Regions from separate parts of the Homo sapiens genome. Here region 1 is linked to region 2. A link is a loop called in an ENCODE intact Hi-C map of the cell type or tissue named here. Cell type or tissue: PC-3. All regions are shown on one strand.

Region 1 (5,000 bases), 230 kb after region 2:
CGTAACACATACTGAAGGGGAATGAGAGAGAGTGTCCTCAGCCCACAAACCCTGCCCAGGACAGGCACAGAGACACACATGCACACACACACATGCACACAGGAACACTCACACATATGCATATGCACAGAGATACACGCAGACACATGCACACACAAACATAGACATAGACATACACAGACACACACACACACACACACACACACACATACACATGCATACACACATGCTTGTGGAAGATGAAAGCCATGACCAGGGCCATCCCTGACAGAAGCAGGGGGCTCTGCCAGGCTCTCTGTGATCTGTCCTCATTATCAGCTGCCTGTCTCTGGCTGAGAGGTGGGAGGAGGGTCCCAAATGTGCAGATGGAGTCAGGGCGCTGGGCCGCGGTGCCTGATTGCATCTGGAGGGTGAAGGCCCAGCTGGCCATGGGACCACAGGGGTGCTAAGCTCTGCAAACAGGAGGGCCAGCCCAGACCTGCTTGGCTAGAAACTGCTGACCTTGTATCACTGGAAGCAGTTGCTCAACCCCAACCTTCCTGAGGGCAGGGGGCAAGCACAGGGCTTTGGGGGTGATCCTGGCTCAGGGGAGCAAGGCTGAGGCAGGCTGGGTAGGTCCAGATAGGCCCAGGGTCCAGCAGCCTTGACCTGGTGATGCATCCACAGGTGTGTGCCACTCCCTACCCCCGATACCTTGGTCACCAAGCCCCTTATCCTCCCCCAACCTCCCCCAACAAGTGGAAAGGCACTCTACTCAGCACTGTGCACTGGAACTTCCTGCCATCATGGGCATACATGTTCTACATCTGCACTGTAGGACATGGTAGCCAGATGTGGCTACAGAGGGCTGGGAATAGGGCTAGTGTGTAGTCTAGCAGCTGCCACACTGGCTGGTGCAGCTCTAGACACAGCCCAGCAGCCTGGAGGCACAGGGCCTGAGCTCTGGGCTCGAGTGCCAGCTCATCTGCTTGATGGCTGTGACCCATCTGTGCCCATGTGAGTGTACCCCACAGGCCACCCCACGGCTGCCAGCATGAGGATGAGTGGCTGTGCCAGCGGGGCCTCCAGTCACCTGCTGGGCTTGAGGTCTGGGCCACAGACAGGCCCCAGTTCCCTCCTCTGAAAAATCCAGGAAAGCACAGTGCTGACCTCACGGGGCTGTGACCCTGAATAAGTGCCCAGGTGGTGTCCAGCAGGTTCACTGCTAGCAGATGGATCAGGAGTTGAACAAATGTGGCTCCATAGCCACAGGCGGCTGCAGACAGATCCAGCACTGCGGTTCCCACCCTTCTAGCTCACAGAAGTGCCAAGGGGACAGCTCTTAGGAGGCCTGAACTAACAGCCCCAATAGCTTGGGCCAGAAAGTGGGTGCAGGGACTAGCTGGTGGCGGCGGAGGGGCGGGGGTTGTACATGCTTAGCATCTAACAGGGGATCCCTGAGAGCAAGGGAGCTGTTGTCCACAGGCCCTGTCTTCATCTTATCAGAGATAACATTCCTCTAAACTCACACAGCAAATCCTCAAGAAGTAGGAGAAAAATGTTAATGAACTTCGATTAAAATTCCTTTCCAGGCTTGCCAGTCAAGGCAGGCAGGCCCCTGACCTGCTCAGGGAAGCCTGCATGTCTGGTTTCCTACCTGGGGCCCAGGAGGGCTTGAAGAATCATGGGGACTGCGCTTGGGATGCTGGTTCAGAGAGAGCATCCCATGTCCATGCCAGAGACATGCGCCAGGGTTTCACCATCAGATTCATGTTGCAATTTCTTGTCTTTTCATGAGGGTAAGACTTAGCATTTCCCAGCCAACCTGTATAGCGAGAATTTTTACCAGTCTCTATTCCAGAGGAGGAGACTGAGGTTCATAGTGGCAATGTAGCTTGCCCAAGCCGCAAAGTTGCAGTGCTGGAATTCTGTACTTGCAGAACAGGCACCTGCCCAGACACAAGACACAGCATCATAAACTAAGACCTTCCTTTAAGAAAATAAACACAATAGAACCTTCTCATCCAAATGCCTACTGCCCTTCCTCCCAGGCATCTCCCCTCTAGAGATGGGCAATACTGCCTCCAGCGGCGCCTGTCATCGTTGCTGTCAGCAACTTCCTGGATTTTCTTTGAGAAGGAGCTTCCGTATGGGTCTGTGAGCTCATTGCTTTTACCACACCTTGTTTCTGATAAGCCAGTATTGCCTAGACTGACCCCTGCCTGGATGGGTGAGTTTGCTGCTACATTTTGCCACAATGCCAACCAAGTGCTTTGAAGATGCTATTTAAGAAGGAGCTACAGAAATTCACCATGTGGTCAAGACATTGTCCCTCATCCCATTAGACCACCTTTATTTGAAACCACAAGAGAAATTACTTTCAGATTTCAGATTCAGGAAAGTCTATGTTTTGAAATAACTGGCTTGTTTATATCTTATAGAATCTGAGCACCCTGAGGCTGGCCATTTTCCCTCTTTGACCAGTAGGAAGCTCAGGATCACATAAGTAGCCCACTTCTAGCATTATAATGCATGTTTTTATGTATTGACTGTGCCCTGTTTTCAGCTTAAATTTTCATTTCTCCTTCTCCCCCATTCATTTACTTTCTTGCTCACACAGCTTTTTAAAATCACCTGTATAGGGAAAGGGTCAAATAAGCAGTATCTCAGCAGATCCTACAGAAGTTTAGGAGAGGGCAATATCACCAGGGGATTAAAGAGTTAAACAGAATAAAAAACAAAAACAACTCTTCAAAGCAGAGGACTTGATTGGAGTAGGATTCACACGAATGCATTCTTAGGGGTTCCTTATTCATTCATTCCCCAGGAGCACCTTGTTGGCCACCTTCTCTAGTTCAGGAGCTGTGCTTGGTGCAGGGAGACAGCAGTGAATAAGCCCCATCCCCTAGGCAGCAGCATGTGGAAGGACGAGTGAGACCCTCCCAGGCCAGTGGAGGCACCAGGCAAGGAGGCAGGAAGTACAGGTAGAGGTCGCACACTCAGGTGGATGGGCTATGGTGGCCATGGGCGCACCCAGGACAGAAGGGGCAGCTTCGCCAAAGGAAAGTGACCTCGACTCAGAGCTGCAGGGCAAGGAACTGGTTGCTGAGAACAGAGGGAGGGCGAGGTCAGGAAAACAGCTCCAGCAGAGCAAACCCCAAATGTCCTCAGCACTCAACACATATGGCAGAAAGAGGCTGGGATGTTCCAGGCAGAGCCTGGTTTCAGGGGAGCTGTGAGGTCTGAGCTTGGACATGGGAAGGGATGGTCCATAGGGCTTGGTCTACCACACAAATGGAGGAGACTCTTCTGCGGCCAGAGGAGCCAGAAGAGAGCGTTAAAGCAGAAGACGGATGTGATCAGATTTGCATTTTGTGAAGATCTCTCGGGGTACAGAACAGGCCTAGAGATAGGGGGTAGGAGGGGGTGCATTTGGGAGGCCAGGGCAGCAGCAGGTCATGGAGGAGATGATGGTGATCTGAGCTGGGGGTGGACAGATATGGTTCCATGGACTTCTTTCTGTGTGTGATTTATTTCAGTATTTTCCTCTTAATACTAGAGTGGTACATGATCATTTCCAAGCATAGAAAATGTCAACTAGCAAAAGAGTACAAAAGAGAAATTATTATTCACACCTCATGGCTCCTGAGTGTGCATGCACACACACATCACCACACCACCCCAGAACATCCTACCTGCTGTTTTGAAGCTCAGTCTAATTTATTAAACAAAATCCATATTGCTGGACATTTTTGTTTTGAATTTTTTTGCTATTATAGCTCAGAAAAGGACTAATTGGCTAAAAAGGAATCAAAACTAAAAAGAAAACCAGAAAAACAGCAACCCAAATCTGAAGGCAATACTTGCTTATACATGCATTAAAGGTTGAAAAGCCCAAGGTTCGCCAAACTCAGGTACATATGAACAGTCAGGAAGTGCCGGCAGTGTGCCCCAAAGCCTGCCCTTCTTCCGGTGGCCAACAAGGTCCACCAGACTGGGTGAGCAGTGGGTCCTGACAGAGGAGTCTGAACAGAAGAAACTGATCATTGCCAGCTGGGGTTCTGGGCCCCCTGGCCTCTTCAGGGGGCTGCCCTGGGCTCCTCTCCAGACAGGCCTAACCACGCTATGTGGTCCCTGCTTGGAGGTCTTTCCTGGCCCCTTGGCATGAAGCTCCTGGAGGGCAGGACTTAGCTCTTCTGGCCCCAGCACTCAGTACATGTCCGTCACCTTGTTGGAACTCACTAGATGTGCTTTCAACAAATGCATCGGGCAATAATCAACTTGATCACCTAAGGATGGGGAAGGATCTAACCGTCACGAAATGTGCTACATCCAGACACCAACAAGGCGCTCAACATAGTCACTTCAACCTGTGACACAGTCCTCAGGAAGAAGGCGCTGAATTTTAAAACATTTTAGAATTAAGGGGATTTCTCTTTTAAAACTGCTCTACTGGAATATAATTGACATACAATAAGCTGCACAGATTTAAAGTGTACTACTTAATTTTTAACATCCATATACTCCCATGGAACCATCATCACAGTTAAGATAATGAACATGTCTCTCACCTCCAGAAGCTTCCAAGTGGCCCTTTGTCATCCTTTCATTCATCCTCACACCTTACCCCTATCCTCCACAACTGCTGACCTGCCTTCTCCCAGTGTGATTGCTCTGCCCTTGGGAACACTTGCCCAAAGTCACACAGGATGCAAAATCAGATGTGTGTGACTTTTTCCATTGCATTAATTGGTAATGGGTCCAGGTAGAGAATCAATACTGTAGTTATTCTTTTTTTGCCTGCCTTCTTTCCCTGGGCGTAATCACCCCGAGACTCATTGATGTGGCAGCCTGCACCAACAGGTCTGACCATTATTCCCGTTTTGCAGACACTGGGCGTCACAGGTGCTAAGTAATTTGCAATGTCACAAACCCACGAAGTGGTAGAGCCAGAATTTGATCTCAACTCTGTTGGCCACAAAGCCCATCTCCTTTTTTTTTTTTTTTTTTTTTGAGATGGA
Region 2 (5,000 bases):
TCCTTATTCATTTCAAAAGTGCCCATTTCTCAGGAAATAGTTGATATACTAATTATAAATCATTGTATGCACACTTAATGCAAGAATATTTGTTGCTGCCAGTCAGTGTGATGTGCATATAGTACCCATAATGTTGAAGTTCACAGTAAATGTTTTATTTAAACTTGAAAGAAGCCCAACTGTTTTTTGAAGATATTCTGTAATTGAGGTTTTCTGATCATTAGACTTAGCTTATTCTGAACTTTGCCACATTAGTGAATATCCAGTTACACTTGTCTGTTAAAAGAGGAAAATATTAGCATCATTCATGTCACTGTGCTGGATCACCAAACATTTCTTGCTACACACACAAAGGTCGTGGTGTTTAAGGCACCAGAATCCAGCTTCAAGTGGTTTGGCTTGTTTTGGGAAGTTTGATTCTTAGATAAATATAAAACCACCAGTAGTATGTCTTCAGGGGTTTTATTTTTAAATCATTTCTAGTTAACTTTTTATTTTATGACTTTAAAGAATTAAAATGGCAAAATCAGACCAAAGTTATTTATAAAAGAAAGAGAACTTCCTGGGAACTTGTCTGGTTTCTGATTCGCCCAGCCAGCATGGTATCTCATGCAGTCCTTTAGACAAATGCCATAGTCAGAGAGAAGCACCAGTGTGCCAGAGAAGATATGTGATCAAATACCAGTTAGAATCACTAGCTGACCTCATCTCAGCCAGACCCCCTGCGCTCAGGAATGGCCCTTAGGTGCCTCTCAGGGCAGCAGTCATTTGTATCAATGGGCACTGGGAAATAATATACTGCATGAACTCTGGAGAAATGCCTTTACCCCTCTGTACTTTGGTTTTTCCTTATCTCTTACCCTATCAAGTGGACTAGGTGATTATCTGTGTTTCATCCAGCCTCAAGATAATACAGGTTGCTGTTGAGTAGCAAACCAAAATCCTCAAATTCTAAATTTTCAGTTTTCCCTAGGCCCAACCTTGGGATATGACCAGAAGCCCCATTTCCTTTGTAGGTTTTTGCTTTTTAATAAAAAGACAAAACCCCAAAACCTGTTTAGCTTCATTGAGAGATTCCAAGTTACTGAGCCAGCAGTCATACTAACAGCACAAACTCCAATAAATGTTTGATGATTGATGGGTAGTGGTGTACTGTAGTCTTCAAGGTCCTTACGGTTTAGTTGAGGTTAAAGCAGAGTCGTGTGGTTCAAAGTGAAATACACCAGGAGTTTAGGAGTGGGCTAGAATAGTCAAGGAAGAGTTCCTTAGGGAGTTAGAACCTGAGATGGGCTGAAAAGGAGCACATAGGGAGAGAACTTTAGCTAGGAGCCAAGGCCATGTGGCCAAGGGAGGGGGCATGGGCTTGGAAGACACTCCTGGGTTGAACCCTGCTGAGCCAAGATGGCAGGAGACTTACCATTTTGTGAGCCCTCATATTCTCTGTGTCGAGTGGAGAAACATAGCCCACCTCACAGGCTTGTAAAGTGCCAGGCACAGTGTCTATTTCTGAGTGGCAGCTGTGGTGGCGGCTGCTCCTGCTGTTATTCATAGGTAGGGGAGTAGTTCTGCCTCGCTGATGAACTGACTCTCAAGGAGCCAGATGTGACACCTGCCCTTTAGTTCTTGTAGCTTCAGAAAGAGCCATAACTTAATGTCAAAACCTTTGAGTTTGGGGTTTGAAGGCCTGGGTTCACATGCTGCTTTTGCCAGCTCGGGGGCTGTGATTGTGGACAAGTCATAGACACTCTGGATATCTAAAGCACTTGTATGCTGGGTGGGAGGTGGGGGGCAGGTGTTTTATACCCTGCGCTGAGAGGCTAGCATTAAAGTCAAGTGAGGTAAGGTGGTTGACATTGTTGAAAATTGAAGATAGTATCCTTTTTATACTCTTCCATTGAAGAAAGTAGACTGATTTTGAATAGAATTGTTGTCAAGTTTTTAAAATTCTACATAAAGCAGATATAACTGCATTTCTCTAAATACACCGAAGAAGCTATTAAATGCAATTGAGTAAACTCTAAAACACCAGTCAAAAATACGACTTGTATTTTTTGACTACTGCTTTGTTTGGAATCCGTCTATATTTGTGCTGGGGTAGCCGGTACATTGTCAGCGTTAGGCTAGGAAATGCCATGGGTTTTTAGAGATGGATACCGGAATTAGAATGCCAAAGAGAAGCCTTAAACGTGCTGCCCAGCTTCCCATCTGATGCTGAGCACCTCCTGAGAGGCCAGCCCAGCCTCTGCAGCATCTCCAGGACAGCAGGACACACCACCTCCTGGGCTCCCAGCCCCTCTTTCCACTCCTTCTCATCATTTGTCCCTGTTGGCCCTAGTTCTACCCCTTAGAGTAGAACAGAATAAATCTCCCACCTAAGAACCTGACCACATTTGAAGATATCCATTGTGTTGCCCTGAATCTCCTTTTCCAGGCAAGGATGTGATGACTGTCTTGTTAGAGGTCATTTCATACAGACACTACTTCTCAAGATCTTCAAAGCTTCCTGGAATTTTGTGCATGCACATTTTTCAGGGGAAAAGACTCATCAGGTAGAGTTGGATGATAAGATTTTATAATCTGAAATACTTTTAAAATAATTGATTCAGATTCTCCCTTTCGTTTTACTGATGAGGAAAACCGAGGCATAGAAAGTGAAGAAATTTACCCCAAGCTCGCTTGGCTAGTTGATGCCAGAACCAGAGCCAAAACTCAGGTCTCCAGACTTATAGCCTGGAACTTTTCTTCTCCCCTCCCTCTGGTACTGAGCCTAGCTAAGTGAGGACTCTCGTCCCAGGTTCAGGGCCATGCTGGCACTCCGTTGTAAATCCCAGGACCATGTCAGTGCCAATCTGGGGCATTGGTCGTTTTTCCCCAGTCTACTGGTGGATACTTAAACTCAGGGTCAATCCAATTTTTTAAGGTCTTTCTGGCCTTTCCCAGAAGGTGGCGCTAAACTCTTCCTTAGCTTCCACACGATTGAGTAGCTAAGCTCAAGACGCTGCTATGAAGAGTTCTTTGATTCCAGCCACTGTTGTTCCTGGACCTTTGCTTTTTTTTTTTGACTCAACCAGTTATTCTGGTGTGTCTGTGACAGAGCCAGATCAAACCTTGTGAACCTAAAAAACATGCAATCCAAATTTTGAAAACTTTGTGCTAAAAGAAACCTTTAAGCAAACATTCACCAGTATTCTGAGTAATGATCCAATTTTAAAAAGCTAGATGTGAAAATTACGCTTTTCTTAGCTAGACACTATTACTTCACTGACTTTGAAAGGTGAAGGAGTGCTGTGTTTCTAATGAGACTGTAGCAGAATTGGAATAGTTTTTGATGACTTCAAGGCAGATTATAACCCAGAAGTCTTTTTGATCCTGTCCTCTTTGAATAGTCCCTCACCCCTTTCTAAATCCTTGCCACTTCTGGCCACCTTGTGTACTAAGTGGTGTTGTCTTCCTTTGTTTCTGCTGCCCATGTTGACTTTTGCTCTCTGTTTGCTTACATTTATAATCTTTGCTTCTTATGTTACATAGAACACAGGGGCAAAACCTGAAGTTCACCCTGATTCAGGCAGCTTGCCAAAGCCAGGGGTTTGGCATATAGAGGGAAGTTGAGAACACCTACCTCCCTTGCCAAAACCAGCGTCTGTCTTGGGAAACTTTCTCTAACCCCAGTGAAAAAGAGGGCCTCAAACTACCCATCTTAATGTGCAGCTTCTGACATTTTATTTTCAGACATTTTAGAACCAAAGCCCTCATCCACATTAGATACATTTGATCATCCGGGCGTGGTGGCTCACACCGGTAATCCCAACACTTTGGGAGGCCGAGGTGGGCAGATCACTTGAGGTCAGGAGTTTGAGACCAGCCTGGCCAACTTGGTGAAACCCTGTCTCTACTAAAAATACAAAAAAATTAGCTAGGCGTGGTGGTGTGCGCCTGTAGTCCCAGCTACTCGGAGGCTGAGGCAGGAGAATCGCTTGAACCCACCAAGATGGCGCCACTGCACTCCAGCCTGGGCAACAGAGCAAGACTCTGTCTCAAAATAAAATAAAATAATAGATACATTTCACCAAATGCTTCATGCAGGCCACATCCAGAATTCCTGGATTTTTGTAAGATGAAGGGCTCCTTGGGTTTGGGTTTCAGCTCAGCAGATCTGAAACAGCCTTTTTTCCCAGCAGCTCTCTGTAGGATAATTCACTTTAACCTGAAGGGCAATAGAGTGCAGGAGATGGGGAGGAGAGAAGGAAAACCACGAGTTCTCACCACGAACCCGGCAATCAGTTACCTGGCCTCACTAATCCTCGTTGCAACCCCGAAGAGCACCAGGAGGCCTTAGCTTGCTCCTGTCAAGCCTGGAAAGCAATGCTGCTGACTCTTGAATCCTGTCTCCAGAGCCGTGTTCTTTCCACCCACTGAGCTGCTTCCCACCTCCCAGGGGACCTCAGATATTGACTCCTGTGCATCAGTGCTTTCTAATTTTGATACGCTACAGAATCCGGTGTTTTCTGACCTTTTGTTTCTTTCTCCAGGTTTTGAAAACAGAGGCCTAAAAGTTCCTTAGCTTTCAGGCTGGTGTGTTATGATACTTGGGCAGTAATTTCTTGCACTAGAAAGCCAGCAGTTTCTGAGCATGGTTTCATTGCTAGGCCAGATTAGATAAGAGAGGGACTGTCTCCTTCCACTTTTCACCATCCACTCAGCTGTGTGTAACTCAGCCACATAGGTACACAGCCACGTGCTTGGCTTTCCCAAACACACACAGACTCTGAGACCTGCACAAATGGAGGAGGAAGAAAAGCGCCCCGTCTGAGGTAACCCATTACCTGACAGAGCTCTTCCAAGAAACATGCCGGTCCTCCTCAGACAATTGGTGACTGGAAAAACCTGAGCTGAAGTCTCTTTTCCAAAGAACTAGTCTGTTGCTTTTCCAGTGTGTCACCTGGAATGGGACTCTCTGGGCCTGGTACAGTAGATTTTTCTACAGCCCAAGTTGATCATTT

Evidence for each region. Hi-C counts contacts between places; a loop is a spot of excess contacts. Peaks named below come from ENCODE experiments on the same cell type or tissue, not always from the same donor. Only the 100,000 strongest peaks of a DNase experiment are listed, where the experiment ranks them.
Region 1: a loop joins it to region 2, with 6 times the contacts of the local background. A loop is called at or near these places in 16 of 110 quality-filtered maps.

What each region holds. Positions count from the first base shown.
Region 1 is chr2:121,126,023-121,131,022 of GRCh38, reverse strand. No RefSeq gene overlaps it. Among named protein-coding and RNA genes, the nearest start is that of TFCP2L1, 160 kb to the left of the region's middle. In PC-3, a CTCF peak has its summit at 2,066; a DNase peak (open chromatin) is centred at 2,072; H3K27me3 peaks cover 403 bases.
Region 2 is chr2:121,354,203-121,359,202 of GRCh38, reverse strand. The region is part of intron 38 of CLASP1 (cytoplasmic linker associated protein 1); the gene reads left to right. Among named protein-coding and RNA genes, the nearest start is that of TFCP2L1, 72 kb to the right of the region's middle. In PC-3, CTCF peaks have their summits at 2,742 and 2,950 (motif pointing right); a DNase peak (open chromatin) is centred at 2,952; H3K4me3 peaks cover 368 bases; H3K27ac peaks cover 2,478 bases.